Regions from separate parts of the Homo sapiens genome. Here region 2 is linked to region 1. The links are chromatin loops, found by intact Hi-C in ENCODE. Cell type or tissue: HCT116. All regions are shown on one strand. Links, peaks and the distances in the headings refer to the core of each region. The heading gives the core; the rest is flanking DNA.

Region 1 (8,454 bases), core at 2,133-7,132:
ACACTGCAACAGAAGACTTGAAGAGTGTAGTAAAGCAGCTCTCATGCTTTATTGCTTTAAGAAAAGACAATTGGCCTTTACCAGGGCTTTTGGATCCAGCTTTTCATGTTGGATCAGGTTGGCAAATTCATCATAGTAAAGTGCAGAGGCCTGAGGAGACTGCTCACTGCAGGAATGAACCAACTGCAACAAGGAGGTCACCTGGAGCAAAGAGGAAGAATGGTTTAAACCTTGGGCGGCCAATCTTTCCCAAACTCCACTCGCCCCATTCAAGACTGTTTTTTCACTTTCTGATTTTACTGGCAAAGCTCTATGTCTCACTTGAAGTTTTCCTGAATGTTCTGACCCGTCTGTCTCTTTCTGATATCATCCCTTTTCCAATCTGCCAGACACTGCAGCCAGATTAATTTTTCTAAAGTAAAGCTTCGATTTTGCCATTTCCATGCTAAGAAACCCTTAAGGAATACCTCTGCCTAAAGAATGAAATAAAAATGTATTGCTTTACATGCAAGGCTCTCTGTTTTCTCTCTCAACTAGCTTTTTCTTTTTTCCTTTTGAGATAGAGTCTCGCTCTGTCATCCAGGCTGAGTATAGTGGAGCGATCTTGGCTCACTGCAACCGCCGCTTCCCGGATTCAATAAATTCTCTTGCCCCAGCCTCCTGAGTAGCTGGGACTACAGGCGCCTGCCACCATGCATGGGTAATTTTTTTGTACTTTCATTAGAGATGAGATTTCACCCTGTTGGCCAGGCTGGTCTCAAACTCTTTACCTCAAGTGATCCTCCTGCCTCAGCCTCCCAAAGTGCTGGGATTACAGGCGTGAGCCACCGTGCCCTGCCTGAACTAGCTTTATGTCCCACTTTCCAGTTATACACTTATTTGTCCCCATGCTTCAACCAAAGTGTTATGCCATAAATATGGCATACCTTTCTTGCTAAGACTTTATAATTTAATTGGAGAGATTGAATGGATATAGAAATAAATGCAACCGGCCCGGGCATGGTGGCTCACATACGTAATCCCAGTGCTTTGGGAGGCTGAGGGGGGCGGATCACCTGAGATCAGGAGTCTGAGACCAGCCTGGGCAACATGGCGAAACCCCTACATGGTGAAACCCCGTCTCTACCAAAAACACAGAAATTAGCTGGGCGTGATGGTGCATGCCTGTGATCCCAGCTACTTGGAAGGCTGAGGCGGCAGAATCGCTTGAACCTGGGAGGCACCCCTGCACTCCAGCCTGGGTGGCAGAGTTGAGACTCCATCTCAAAAAAAAAAAATGCAACCCAAGCCAGTAGTTTCCAAGTATCAGAAAACCACAAAGACAGGAGTTCAGTAAAACTTCTTTTTCTTCTTCTTCTTTTTTTTTTTTTTTTTTTTTGCCTTTTCTTGAGATGGAGTCTCGCTTTGTTGCCCAGGCTGGAGTGCAGTGGCATGATCTCGGCTCACTGCAACCTCTGCCTCCCAAGTTCAAGCAATCCTCTGCCTCAGCCTCCCAAGTAGCTAGGATTACAGGTGGCTGCCACCACGCCTGGCTAACTTTTTTTTGTATATTTAGAGAAGAACTCACATGTGTGCACTGCTCATCACTCAGGTTGGCTACCTCTTGGGTCAAACTAGATGATCCACTTCTAAAAACAAAGAATTTTAATTTCACTTTTGTAATATTTTGTAACAATTTCCAATAAGTTTAAGAATTCTGACTTCCCTAGGGTAGGGTAAAGATAAAGGTACATGAAGGCAGAGAAGAGTATTTATTTTGTCCATACAAAATACAGATTAGAGCAAAAGATTGTTATACATATTTTTATTTTCTCTTTTTTCTTACTTTTTTTTTGAGTTTCGCTCTTGTTGCCCAGGCTGGAGTGCAATGGCGCAATCTCGGCTCACCGCAACCTCCATCTCCCAGGTTCAAGTGATTCTCCTGCCTCAGCCTCCCGAGTAGCTGGGATTACAGGCATGCGCCACCACACCCAACTAATTTTGTATTTTTAGTAGAGACAGGGTTTCTCCATGTTGGTCAGGCTGGTCCCAAACTCCCGACCTCAGGCGATCCGCCCACCTCGGCCTCACAAAGTGCTGGGATTACAGGTGTGAGCCACCGAGCCTGGCCTGCTCATTTCTCTTACAGTTGTAACGTCTACTGTTAAAATGATGTCTATGCGATGTAACACTGTTAGTTGGCAAGATTAACTGATCTTAAACCACAGAAGTCAGAATCTCCATGTGTACCTGTCTGCCACCATGATGCCAGCCATGGTGACAGCACCAAAAATCCCAATGAGTTTGTACTTGAATATGGTGCTAGAGAGCTGCTTTCTTATCACCAAGTGCATGTCATCCTGCAATGAGATAATGAAGAAAGATGGTAACGCTGGAATTGCACAGCAAAAGAAGGTATGGATATTGAGCCACACAGCCAGACTATAAAGGGTTCTATCATTTACTGTTTTTTGTTTGTTTGTTTGTTTGTTTGTTTGTTTTGAGACAGAGTTTAGCTCTTATTGTCCAGGCTAGAGTGCAATGGCGCAATCTCAGCTCACTGCAACCTCCACCTCCTGCGTTCAGGCAATTCTCCCTCAGCCTCCCAGGTAGCTGGGATTATAGGTGCCTGGCACCACACCTGGCTAACTTTGTATTTTTAGTAGAGACGGGGTTTCACTATGGTAGCCAGGCTGGTCTTGAACTCCTGACCTCAGGTGATCCACCCACCTTGGCCTTCCAAAGTGCTGGGATTACAGGTGTGAGCCACCACACCCAGCCCTGTGTGTCTTTAGCAAGTCATTTCATCTCTCCAAGTTTTAATTTTTACATCTGTGAAATGCGGAAAGTTGTTTTAAGGATTAGAGATAAATTATAAAAAACTTCTAGAACAGTGCCTGGCACATGATAGACATTCAATAATAATAGCTTTAATTGTTATTATTTCTATAAGGATATGAAAATTATCATAATGTTGATGACTGCTCAGCTAAAATAATGAATTAGAATAAAATACTTAGGTACAGATTTAAACATGGAGGCAAGGCTAACCGTGGTGGCTCATGCCTGTCACCCTAACACTTTGGGAGGCTGAGGCGGGTAGATTGCTTGAACCCAGGAGTTCAAGACCAGCCTGGGTAACATGGCAAAACCTCATCTCTATAGAAAATACAAAAATTAGCCAGCTGTGCTTGTGCATGCCTGTGGTCCCGGCTACGCGGAAGGCTGGGGTGAGAGGATCACCTGAGCCTGGGAAGTCAAGAATACAGTGAGCCAAGATCCCATCACTGTACTCTAGCCTGGGTGACAGAGCCAGACACTGTCTCGAAATAAAATAAAATAAAATAAAATAAAATAAAATAAAATAAAATAAAATAAAATAAAATAAAATAAAATAAACATTGCTGAAAAACTTTAAATACATAAGTAAATGGAAAGAGCTATTGTCTTGGTGGATTGGAAGACACTCAGTATTGTTAAGATGAAAATACCATTCAAAGTAATTCAATGCAATCCTTATCAAAGTCCCACAACATGTTTTGCAGAAATAGAAAGATTCATACCAAAATTCACATGGAATTTCAAGGGACCCCAAATTGCCAAAACCTTGAAAAAGAACAAAGTTGGAGGGCTCACACTTCCTGATTTCAATATTAATACAAAGCTACAGTAGTCAAAACAGTGTGGTGATGGCAGAAGGACAGACATATGGACAAATGAAATAGAATACAGAGTTCAAAGATAAGCCTTCATATATGTGACAAATTGATTTTTGACAAGGGTTCCAAAATCATTTCAATGGTGAAAGGACCATCTTTTCAACAAATGGCACTGGAAAAACTGGATATCCATGTGCAAAAGAATGAAGTTAAATCCTTACAATACACTATACACAAAAATTAACAAAAAGTGGATCAAAGACCTAAATTTAAGAGCTAAAACTTTCTCTTAGAAGAAAATAAAAGAAAATCTTCATGACCTTGAATTCAGCAACGGTATCTTAAGCATGACAACCAAAAGGACAAGCAACACAAGAAAACAAATTGATAGAGAGTGGGTCGTACAGCTTTGGAGTGGCAACCTTTGTGGCGCCAGCGATGAAAAAGAGAATTAAATATGGGTGATGCTGAGAAAGGCAAGAAGATTTTTGTTCAGAAGTGTGCCCAGTGCCACACGGTGGAAAAGAGAGGCAAGCACAAGACTGGGCCTAATCTCCATGGTCTCTTTGGGCCATTGGATTCTCTTACACAGACGCCAAGAAGAACAAAGGCATCACCTGGGGAGAGGATACACTCACTGATGGAGGATTTGGAGAATCCCAAGAAGTACATCCCTGGAAGAAAACTGATCTTTGCCAGCATTAAGAAGGCAGACAGGGCAGACTTTATAGCTTATCTAAAAAAAAGCTACTAATGAGTAATGATTGGCCACTGCCTTATTTATTACAAAACAAATGTCTCATGACTTTTTTATGTGTTCCATACTTTAATAGATCTCATACACAGGAATTCAGATCATGAATGACTGACAGAATATTTTGTTGGGTACTCATGATTTAAAACTAAGACTGGCTTGTTGTTAAATGAATATGTTGTTTTTGAATTTTAATAGTAATTCCAATTCAGTAAATGCTATCATTGTTTACCCCTTCTAAAGATAAGATTAGACTTCCTTAGTAATGTTCAACTTTTCACAAAGATGGTGAGTGCTATCTTAAAACTTAATGGAGGCCAGGTGCAGTAGCTCACACCTGTAATCCCAGCATTTTGGGAGGCCGAGGTGGGCAGATCACTTGAGGTCAAGAGTTCGGGACTGGCCTGGCCAACATCAGGTGAAACTCTGTCTCTACTAAAAATACAAAAATTAGCTGGGCATGGTGGCGGGCACCTGTAATCCCAGCTACTAGGGATGCTGAGACAGGAGAATTGCTTGAACCCAGAAGGCAGAGTTTGCAGTGAGCTGAGATTGTGCCACTGCACTCTAGCCTGGGCGACAGAGCAAGACCCCATCTCAAAACAAACAAAATAAAACAAAACAAAACAAAACCAAAAACTTAATGAGGACTGATTTTATATGTAGATTTATATAACTCGTTATGTGAATATATTTAAATACTGAGGAAATTCCTTCATTGTCTCAGAACCAAGCAAGATTCACCTGTGTTTTGTGTTCATTTGCCTCTTAAAGGTAAGGGTGGAAGATAAATAAGGGAGCAATGTCTAGTTTATATTTTTGGCCTTAACTATGCCAATCTAATTAGAATTCCCTGTATTTAAAATGGTCTCTTTAACTTACTGAAAGGCATTTTAGTGTGGTTTATGTGTAATGTCAAAGATTATTTAACACTTCTCACATTTTATAGATGATCTATAAAGTCACATGCTTTTAAAATAGTAGCAAGTTAAACTTCACTCTTGAATTCTTTACGATCTAACTCAAACTAAGTTATAATTTAGAATTGTCTTTAAAGGAGCCATTCAGAAACATAAAACTGAAACTGCTGTGTATTTGTGATTGAAAATAGTGCTTTTGCCAACTTAAAAGGATTAAAGTAGAGGAGATATACACAAATTTTAACATTATGTGTGATCATAAGACTTAAGATAATTAAAAAGAAAACCACAGATGAAAAAAAAAATAGATAAGGCCAGGTGTGGTGGCTCACATCTGTAATCACAGCACTTTGGGAGGCCGAGGCAGGCAGATCGTGAGGCCAAGAGATCAAGACCATCTTGGCCAACATGGTGAAACCCCATCTCTACTAAAAATATAAAAATTAGCTGGGCGTTGTGGTGCACGCCCGTAGTCCCAGCTACTCAGTAGGCTGCGGCAGGAGAATCGCTTGAACTCAGGAGGTGGAGGTTGCAGTGAGCTGAGATCGCACCACTGCACTCCAGCCTGGTGACAGAGCAAGACTCCATCACAAAAAAAAAAAAAAAAAAAAGTAGATAAATTTGACTTTATTGAAACTAAATACTTTAGTGCATCAAAGGACACTATCAAGGGAGTGAAAACCCATAGAATGGGAGAAAATATTTGCAAATCATATATCTGATAAGGGATTAATATCCAGAATATATAAATAACTCCTATACCTCAACAATGACAAAAACCCAGTTTAAAAATGGGCAAAGGGCTGAGCACAGTGGCTCATACCTGTAATGCCAGCACTTTGGGAGGCAGAGGTGGGTGGATCTCCTGAGTTCAAGAGTTCAAGACCAGCCTGGGTAACATGACGAAACCTCATGTCTACCAAAAATACAAAAAATTAGCTGAGTATGGTGGTGCACACCTGTGGTCCCAGCTACTCAGGAGGCTGACGTGGGAGGATCGCTTAAGCCTGGGAGGTGGAGGTTGCAGTAAGCCAAGATCACACCACTGCACTCCAACATGTGTGACAGAGTGAGACCCCATCTCAAAAACAAACAAACAAAAAAAAATGGGTAAAGGACTTGAATAGACATTTCTACAAAAATATAGAAATGGCCAAGAAGTACATGAAAAGATGCTTAACATCATTAGTCATTAGGAAATGCAAATCAAACCACAATAAGATACCACTTTGTACTCATCAGGATGATTATAATTAAAAAATAGGGCCAGGAGAGGTGGCAGGTACCTGTAGTCCCAGGTACTCAGGAGGCTGAGGCAGGAAGACTGCTTGAGCCCAGGAGTTTGAGGCTGCAGTGAACTATGATCGCACCACTGCACTGCAGCCTGGGTGACAGAGCAAGACCCTATCTAAAAAAAATAATTTTTTATTTATTAAGAAATAAATTAATTAATTAAAATTAAAACAAAATTTTTTAAGAATGGAAAATAAATGTTGGCAAGGATATGGAGAAATTGGAACCTACAAACATTGTTGGTGGGAATGTAAAATTATGCAGCTGCTATGGAAAGCAGTTTGGTGGTTTCTCAAAATGGTAAATATATGGTCATCATATGATCCAGCAATTCCATGCTTAAGATATATACCCTAAAGAACTGAAAACAGGGACTCAAACAAATATTTGTAAACCAATGATCACAGCAACATTATTCAAATGACCAAAAGGTGGAAACAACTCAAGTGTCCATCAGTGGATGAATGGATAAACAAAATGTGGTATAAACAAAGAATGGGGGCCGGGCGCAGTGGCTCACGCCTGTAGTCCTAGCACTTTGGGAGGCCGAGGCAGGTGGATCACCTGAGGTCAGGAGACCAGCCTGGCCAAAATGGTGAAACCACATCTCTACTAAAAATACAAAAATTAGCTAGGCGTGATGGTGCACACCTGTAATCCCAGCTACTCAGGAGGCTGAGGATAGAGAATTGCTTGAACCCAGGAGGCAGAGGTTGCAGTGAGCTGAGATCACGACAATGCACTCCAGCCTGGGCGACAGAGTGAGACTCCGACTCAACAAAGCAAAACAAAACAAAACACAACAACAACAAAAACAAAGAATGGAATTATTACAGCTGTAATACGGAATAAAGTTCTGATGCATGCCACAACATACATGAACCTTGAAAATATTATGCTAAAGTGAAATAAGCAAGGCACAAAAAGATACATATTGTATGATTCCATTTATATGAAGCATCTAGAATGAACAAATCCATAGACAGAATGTGATTAGTGATTATCAGGAGGTCGGGAGAGGAAGATGGCAAATTATTGCCTAATGGGTACAAAGTTTGTTTGGGATGATCAGAAAGTTCTAGAAATGGATAGTGGTAATGGTTGTATAACATTGTGAATATACTTACTGCTACTAAATTGTACCCTTAAAAACAATTTAAATGGTATATTTTATGTTATGTGTATTTTATCAAAATTCAAAAATAAAATAAAATAATGAAGTAGCTTTATATTACTGATTAGAAGCAATCTCCCAAATAAACTGCTAAATGCAGAAGGTAAGATGTAGAACAAGAGGGGAAAGGAAACTACAGGTAAATACAAATTTGTAAATTCTCAGAACATCTCAGAAGCTTATAAAGTGATTGCCCCTGTAGGAGACAAACCAGGTGCCTAGAGGACTGAGAAGAAGTGAGAGTTATTTTTCACTGGATACCCTTCTATATGTTTTGAATTTTGTATGACACATGTATATTACCTAGTCCAAAAATTTTTTAATTAAAAAAATGTGTTGATTGGGGATCCAAGAAAGGGGTGGGAGGGGAGATAAAAAAATATGCTGGTTGTTCAAAGTCACAGTCCAGTATGAATTACTGCCATAAGGTAGCACTAAAGATACAAATGAGTTACAAGTTATGATTCCAATCTAATCTCTTCCTTTTGTTTTATTTTATTTTATTTATTTATTTATTTATTTATTTATTTATTTATTTATTTATTTATTTATTTTGAGATAGAGTCTCATTCTGTTGCCCAGGCTGGAGAGCAGTGGCACAATCATGGCTCACTGTAGCCTCAACTCCCTGGGCTCAATGGATCCTCCCACCTCCGCCTCCTGAGTAGCTAGGAT
Region 2 (8,454 bases), core at 2,060-7,059, 170 kb before region 1:
CAGTAGCTCTGTGCCTCTGCCAGAGATGTAGAACAATGTAGCAGCTCATATCTAAGCAAAATACTCTCTGCTTTACATTTCAAAAAAAAAAGCCACCAGGGAACTTGAAGAAATTGACACATTTCCCCTTGCCACAGTTTTATAAGGTCATCTTAAAATCCTGTTTAGAAAGCTATAATTTTTTGATAAAAACATTGTGTAGAACTTATTATTTTATCCTCATAATAGGTCCATTGTTACATACTAAGCATCTGTCTGGAAGTCAAAAGACTAGGATTCTTATCCAGAATTTTCTAATGACTTTCTGTCAACAAGACATTAATCCTTTTGCTATTCTATTTTTGGGTCTCTGTTTTATCTATATAGAAATAAAAAAAAGAGGCCGGGCGCGGTGGCTCACGCCTGTAATCCCAGCACTTTGGGAGGCCGAGGCGGGTGGATCATGAGGTCAGGAGATCGAGACCATCCTGGCTAACAAGGTGAAACCCCGTCTCTACTAAAAATACAAAAAAGTAGCCGGGCGCGGTGGCGGGCGCCTGTAGTCCCAGCTACTCGGGAGGCTGAGGCAGGAGAATGGCGTGAACCCGGGAAGCGGAGCTTGCAGTGAGCCGAGATCGCGCCACTGCAGTCCACAGTCCGGCCTGGGCGACAGAGCGAGACTCCGTCTCAAAAAAAAAAAAAAAAAAAAAAAAAAAAAAAAAAAGAGAAGAGAAGAAAGATGAGATTATTCCAAAGATCTTTACAAGTCTACAAACCTAAAAAATCACTCCAGGCTAGGCAAAGTGGCTCACGCCTGTAATCCCAGCACTTTGGGAGACTGAGGCCGACAGATCACGAGGTCAGGAGTGCAAGACCAGCCTAGCCAATATGGTGAAACCCCATGTCTACTAATAATACAAAAATTAGCTGGGCATGGTGGCACACACCTATAGTCCCAGCTACTTGGGAGGCGGAGGCAGAAGAATCACTTGAACCTGGGAGGCAGAGGTTGCAGTGAGCCAAGATCGTACCACTGCACTCCAGCCTGGGGGACAGAGCAAAACTCTATCTCCAAAAAAAAAAAAAAAAAAAAAATCATTCCAAACTGGAGCCATTCCTGGGTCAAAGAATCAACATTAAATGAAAGGTGTAACTTACGGATTTACTCTAATAAACTCTAACATTTCAAGAATCTTGCAGAGAATTATAACCATTAACAGTCTAAGAACTGTCGAGGCTGGGTTCGGTGGCTCATGCCTGTAATCCCAGCACTTTGGGAGGCCGAGGCGGGTGAATCGCCTGAGGTCATGAGTTCGAGACCAGCCTGACCAACATAGTGAAACCCTGTCTTTACTAAAAATACAAAAAATTAGCCGGGCGTGGTGGCAGGTGCCTGTAATCCCAGCTACTTGGGACGCTGGGGCAGGAGAATCGCTTGAATCCTGGAGGTGGAGGTTGCAGTGAGCCCCCTCAAAAACAAAAACAAACAAAACAAAAAGAAAACAAACAAAAACTGTCGAGATTGCTTTGTGTTGCACAGTTCTGGTGCCTGCTTAGAGCTCTCCAAGGTACTGATTTTATCTCTGGAAAGTTTCTGCTTTTCCACTCTTCTAAATATAAGCCATGTTTCCAAATCTGTCAACCACCCAGGCAGATGTGGCACAAACATAATGTATCGTCCAGTGGATATATAAATGAATAAAAGAGAAGAATGTCATAGCAGAAAACATCACAAGACTGCAAAACAAAATGAGTTCCAAACCCTGTTTTTCATTCAACATGTACCAGTCACTTTATAGGAACTTACTGTATCATTTCCTATATAACTCCCAAGCCATCTATAGCACTCTGATACTAAACTAGTACTCAGTTCCCTCATCTTTCAGTTTTTTTATTTTTTATTATTTTTTTTTTTTTGAGACGGAGTCTCACTCTGTCACCCTGGCTGCAATGCAGTGGCACAATGTTGGCTCACTGCAGCCTCCGCCTCCCGGGTTCCAGTGATTCTCCTGCCTCAGCCCTCCCAGGTGGCTGGGATTACAGGCACTTGTCACCACACCAGGCTAATTTTTGTATTTTTAGTAGAGACGAGTTTCACCATGTTGACCAGGCTGGTCTTGAACTCCTGACCTCAGGTGATCCACCTGCCTCAGCCTCCCAAAGTGCTAGGATTATGGGCATGAGCCACCGAGCCAGGGCTCTAATGTTCTTCCTACAACTCCTCTCAGCTGCTCTTTTGGGCCCAATGTTAACTTTCCCAAAGTTATGCTAAACTAGTAAGCATTCAGACTATCTTACTACACATAGCACAATGGCCTGACATACCCTAAGTGTTCGATAAGCATGTGCTCAATGAATGAGAAAGAAGGGTCCATGTACATTCCCAAACTTCAAGGGCTTCTAATTTCACATCTCACCTACATATTCACAAAACTCTGACAATCTCATCTTACACAGAACTGAAAAGACTGACATATAGGTTCCCACGGTTTAGGTCTGCAAGTGATTGTAAAATCCATAAACCAACGATATAATGAATAAAATAGTCACTACCGACTGCTGCAATTCCAGTACAGTGATTATCAGCAGGGGTCCAGAATTGGACAAACTTAGATTTGAACCCGAGCTACCATTTACTGCTGCATGACTTGGGCATATTATCTTTCCTGTGCCTCAATTCACATACTTTTTAAGTGGGGGAAATATAGTATATACCCTCATAAAACTGCTGAGAGGATGAAATGAGATACTATATTAAAACACTTAACTAAGTAGGCACTCCTTAGATTGTCTTATCCACTATCTACCTATCACAATACCTGGCACACAATAAGCGTTCAATGAATGTTAGCTATCATCATCATCTTTACAATAAATCACTGGGTTCTACAATTAAAATGTAGACTTTTTATATGGCAAACAGTCTTAAAAGAATTTTGTAGTTAAAATAAAATCTCAGCCTGGCACAGTGGGTCACCCCTAGAATCCCACCACTCCAGGAGGCCTTTGGGAGGCCAAAGCAGGTGGATCACTTGAGCTCACGAGTTCAAGACCAGCCTGGCCAACATGGCAAAACCCTGTCTCTACAAAAAATACAAAAATTAGCTGGGCATGGTGGTGCACACCCGTCGTCCCAGCTACTCGGGAGGCTGAGGTGGGAGGATCGCTTGAGTCCGATGGCTGCAGTGAGCCGTGATCATACCACTGCACTCCAGCCTGGGTGATAGAGCAAGACCCTGTCTCAAAAAATAATAAAACAAAATCTCATAATAAGCCCTTGGGAAAGTAAAATGTAGCAAACACGAATTGTCTCATCTTAAAAAGGCATAAAAAGGCTAAATCTTTCACTTAGGGTTACAGAAAATGCTCAAAACCCTAGAAACAAACAATGGGCATTTTATCTGTAAGTCAGAAGTAAAAGGTTGGAATACACAACGTACGTAACTTGTAGAGGGTCTCACAATCAGGTACCAAGGAAACCAAAGTACTCTCATACCCAGAGTTAACTGCTGATTTATTGAACCATCTTAAATCTGAATGGTTTACAGCAAAAAACAGGTTAAATGCTTTCTTCAAATTAAACAGAACATCACATGCTGCCACCTTACAACTCCAACAACTAATGAGAAAAGCATCAGAACACTGCTTCCTGTTTTACAAATGGAAGTGATCTCTGTTTTAACAAACCCTTCAGATAATGTTAATATATACTAAAGTTTGAGAATCACTGTCCCCAATCCATCACTCGCCTCTCTATCCAACTTAGATGCCATGATCTAGTATTTCAATAACTTAAACTTCCTTTCCCTTTCATCGTCTCCATCTGACAAAAACCTCAAAAACCCTTAATGAGCTCAAGTATCCACTTTCTGTGTCCCCAAGCTGCTGAAGAATGCCAGAAAGAAATAACACAACAGAACAGATTGTCACCTCAACAAGGCCTTCAACTCTCACTAAATCATGAGTTTGTCTGGTCAAAATATGATGATTTAAAATCTTATTCATTTCCTTCAAATAGTACCCCTTCCATCATCCTTCCTTCTTCTCAGTAGATGACCTAGCCTCCTACTTAACAGAGAAAATAGAAGCCACCAGATGGATACATCCTCAACTTCCCACCATCCAATCTACACACCCTTCTGTATCTTCACCCATATTCTCCTCCATCCCTTCTGTTAAAATAATAGATCAGGTGTCTCTCCTCTTATCTAAGACCAAAAACACCTGTGAGCCAGATCTCATTTCCTCCTCCTCTTAAAGGAAACTCACACTATTAAGTATTCTTCTCTTTCCATACAATTTGCCTTTCCCTTAATTATGGCACATAATTGGAACATTAATATATACAATGAAATACCATTCAGTCATGAAAAAAACAAGGTAGTGCTTTCCATCTTGATATGGAACAGTCATGGAGTACAATATGTTTTCCTGAAGTTCAAACCCATACACCCAACTTCCCATAATCATTCTCTTTATTGTCTCATTGGCACTTCAATTACAACATATCTAAAACAACATTCATCATCTCCCCCTAAAATCTGTCCTTCAGGTTCCTTCAATGTTCCTCGTATCAGTAAATGGCAACCTCCATCCACCCAGCTGTGCAGTCAGAAACCTAGTCGTCATACTTTGACCTCTCCTTCATTTCTTATCTAATCAATCATCAAGTCTTGATGATCTATTAAATATTTCTTATATTATTCCAACTCTCTTCATCTCCACGTTTGCTACTTTTGTCCAGGCCACCATCTTCTCTCACCTAGTTTTTTGCAATAGCCTTTTAATAATTTCCGAACATCCACTCTTCCCTTCCTCCAATCCAGTCTCCACTAGATGGCAGCCAGAGCAGTCATTTCAAAATATCAAAAGGAACATCTAATCATGTCTCTCTTCCATCAAAACTGTTAGATAGCTTCCTATTTCTACAGTAGGAGAATAAAGTGCAAAATCCTTAGCAAAGCCTATAAGCCTCTGCATGAACCTCTGTTTACTCTAGCCTCATCTCACACATTCTCCCCCTCTCTACATTCCAGTCACAAAGAAATGTCTTTCTTTAAACTAACTATGCTCTTTCCCTTTCACAAGCTTCATGTTCTTTCTCCCAGGATGTTGCTCTCCTTATTTACCTAGCCAACTCCTATTCATCCTTCAGGTCTCATTTTAAATGTAATATACTCACCAAAACCTTTCCCAACTCCTCAGATTTGGTCAGTTTCACCCACCCAATTTACCAGACATTCATTCATTTTATTCAGTCAACAAATGTTGACTGAACAACTAAACCACACTAGTAGCTGTACTAGGTACAGAGAATAAAACTGAACAATACTGACAGTCTCTTTCCTAATTAAACTTATATCCTAGTAGAAAGTATAATCATTAAACAAATATTTAGTTAGAGTTGTAGTAAGTACTATAAAGGAGAAATATGGGTTCCTTTGAGAATGAATAAATGTCTGGTAAATGAAAGAAGCAAGTTATTCAAATTCAGTTCTGCTGACTCCAAATCCCATGCTTCTCACCCACTACACTATGCTGTAAATTCAAGCCTCATTTTTTAAAAGCATAACTGATTTTAACTTTTTTCTTCTTAACTCCGCCAGATTCAAATTCTATATAGTACTCTCCTGTGCTTCTGGGAGGTATTCCTGAGCCCCCCACTACTCAATGTTGCAGTACTCCCACTCCACAGGGCACACAAATCAGTTCGCCATGAGCACTGAGGTGGAGATTGTAGGGGCAAAGGGATTCAGTACAATGCAGGGTATGTGCAAAGGACTATGGGAATGCAAGATATGGGAAGATTAATTGTCTACGGGCTACAGCATAGTGAAAGTACTTTGTAAAATGTAAAGCACTAATCAAATGATTGTTATTAGTGATAGCAATAGTGGTGGTAGTCTCTCTAAGTAACGGAATCCCCCATCCTCCAAAGGGGGAAAAACATCTATTCAAATTGGAAAACAGTAGAGACATTTACTTATTTAACCCAGAAAAAAACTGAAATGCATTTCTCCTCATTCATTCTTACCATCTCATTTTAACTCTTTCTACATTTTACAAACAAAACTCCGCTTGCAGCAAAGAACAATCCATTTCACTTTTTATCTACTCCTTTTTACTGCATCAGAAAAACTTCAAAAGTCTGACAGTTCTCATGTATTATAATCACATCTCAGTCATTAAGCAGTTGCTGAAGTTTAAAAAAAAACACCAAAATACTAAATGCAGTAAACCCCCCTTTAAACATCATTTTTATGGTATACCACATGTACAGCTCTCTGGTGGTGGTACAGTAGAATGAGACAGGGTTGGAACTTAACTAGATTACTAGATGCCTGGAGGGCCCAGGATAGGAACCTCTGGATCACATCATCTTTAAGGCATATAATCAGATTTTCTAATGATTCCATCTCCACCACTTCTTAGCTGCATGACCTTGGGTATATTTCCCAACCTCTCTAATCTTCAATTTTCTCATTCATAAAATAGAGATAAGTGTACCTATTATTTCAGGTAATTGTGAAATTTAAATATATATAAAGAGATTAGCACAGTATGTAGCACACAATTGTACTCAATAAATATTTGATATCTTACTCTTATCTCTCTGGTTCTGAAGTCCTATGATTCTATAAACCCAATGCCATAGAGCACAATAAAAAACCTGTACTATAGGTATTTTTCTTATTCCCCAATAGCAAGAATGTACTATAGTTCACAGCACATGTAGACTTACCATGTAGACTTATAATGAAGAGGGATGCTAACTGCTTGTCTAAAAATAGTGCCTCCATACACCCCTATAAAAGTAAATGACCAAGACTCAACATAAAAGGATTCCTCCTATTTTCAGGGGTTCTAATTGTTTCATCAAATGTCTTCATCAGATTCTAAATATCTTATACCCATTATCCTGGTTCTTTCCTCTAAAAGAATGGTTGCTCATAATTATTTTGATCACAGAGCAAAATAATTTTAGACAGTTACTAAGTTTTCAGTCATATTTCTGGAACCCTTTGCTTTTTCAGAAGGATCTCATTTCAAATCTTTCAATATCCTGATTACTCATGAAATGGGAAAGACAAAATGAATATGATATTCTACCAGTTTGACTACTATGGAAGCATTTCATTCTTTTTTGCTTTTGCTCATGCTATTCATGTTCATGTCTTACTGCCCTCTCCTCACTTGAATCCTCCTCACACCTGTGTGTGTGTGTGTGTGTGTGTGTGTGTGTGTGTGTGTGTGAGAGAGAGAGAGAGAGAGAGAACTTTGCCTTCTAAAGGTTGACACTAGAACCTGGAAAGTGGGGAAGAAGGAGAAGAGGAAAACAGAAATTCAACAATTAATTAACATGTTATGGGTAAGAATTTCTGGTAGGTAATATGGAAGATATAAAAATGAACAAGACAAGATCTCCATCCTCATGAGACCTACAATATACCTGGACAAATGGCACAAGGCAGAAATCATATAATACAAGGTAGAATGCAGTATGTACAATAAAATTGAAGTAGATAAACTGCTATGGAGGTTCAGTTGAGAGAGAGAAACAGATAAAATATTAGGTAAAGAAATCTAGGGAAGTTTCATGATGGAGATTTGACTATATAGTAGGTGAGAAATAGGTACAGACGTGGGGGAAGACAGATGCTGAGACTTTTCCATAGGAAAGGTCATATGATATGTCTGGCCCTCCTTTGACTAATCCACGGTGCATTTCTTTAACCAACCCAGTAGAATGGACATCACAGTTTTATGCCCAGTCATTCTGAGGGCCACATAATAAATTCCTCAGGCAATCAACAGAAGAAAGTAGACAGCTGAAAACAAAATGACAGAATATTCCTAAAACACAAGCTTATCTTTCTGAGCCTTATTTTTCTGATTTGTAAAATATGGATAAATAATGCCTACCACACAAAGTTGTTGGGAGATAAAATAACACATTAAAGTGCCTAAAATATACCGGGTTATATAGGAGACCCTGCAGTAAATGCTTATTTTTCTTCTCTTTTAGATTAGTATCCTAAGGCTGTCATAACAAATTACCACTAATTTGGTGGCTTTAAAAAAGTGAAATTAGGAGAGGAAAAAAAAGCAGCTGGGCACCAGTAGTTCACACCTGTAAACCCAGTGCTTTGAGAGGTTTGTTTTCCAGGAGGATTGCTTGAAGTCAGGCGCTCGAGACCAGCCTGGGGAACACAGTGAGACTCCATCTCTATGAAATTTTTTAAAAATTAGCTGGGCATGGTGATGCTCACTAGTAGTCCCACCTACTTGGGAGGCCGAGGTGGGAGGATCGCCTGAGTCCAGGAATTTAAGGCTGCAATGAGCTGTGATCACCCCATCGCACTCCAGCCTGGGTGTCAGAGCAAGATGCTGTCTCACAAAAAAAAAAAAAAGAGAAAAGAGAAGGAAAAAAAAGGTGTGGGGGGATTTATTCTCACGGTTTTAGAAGCCAGAAGT

What was found. A loop is a pair of places that touch in the nucleus more often than their neighbours do. Peaks named below come from ENCODE experiments on the same cell type or tissue, not always from the same donor. Only the 100,000 strongest peaks of a DNase experiment are listed, where the experiment ranks them.
Region 2: it touches region 1 in a loop (2.3-fold over the local background); 2 of 110 quality-filtered maps call a loop at or near these places.

Annotation. Positions count from the first base shown.
Region 1 is chr3:11,874,762-11,883,215 of GRCh38, reverse strand. It overlaps the pseudogene FANCD2P2 and the pseudogene CYCSP12. Among named protein-coding and RNA genes, the nearest start is that of TAMM41, 32 kb to the right of the region's middle. In HCT116, for the core only: a CTCF peak has its summit at 4,159; a DNase peak (open chromatin) is centred at 4,195.
Region 2 is chr3:12,042,961-12,051,414 of GRCh38, reverse strand. All of the region lies in intron 1 of SYN2 (synapsin II), which reads right to left. Among named protein-coding and RNA genes, the nearest start is that of SYN2, 43 kb to the right of the region's middle. RefSeq lists a silencer at 4,712-5,006. In HCT116, for the core only: CTCF peaks have their summits at 4,596 and 4,795 (motif pointing right); a DNase peak (open chromatin) is centred at 4,834.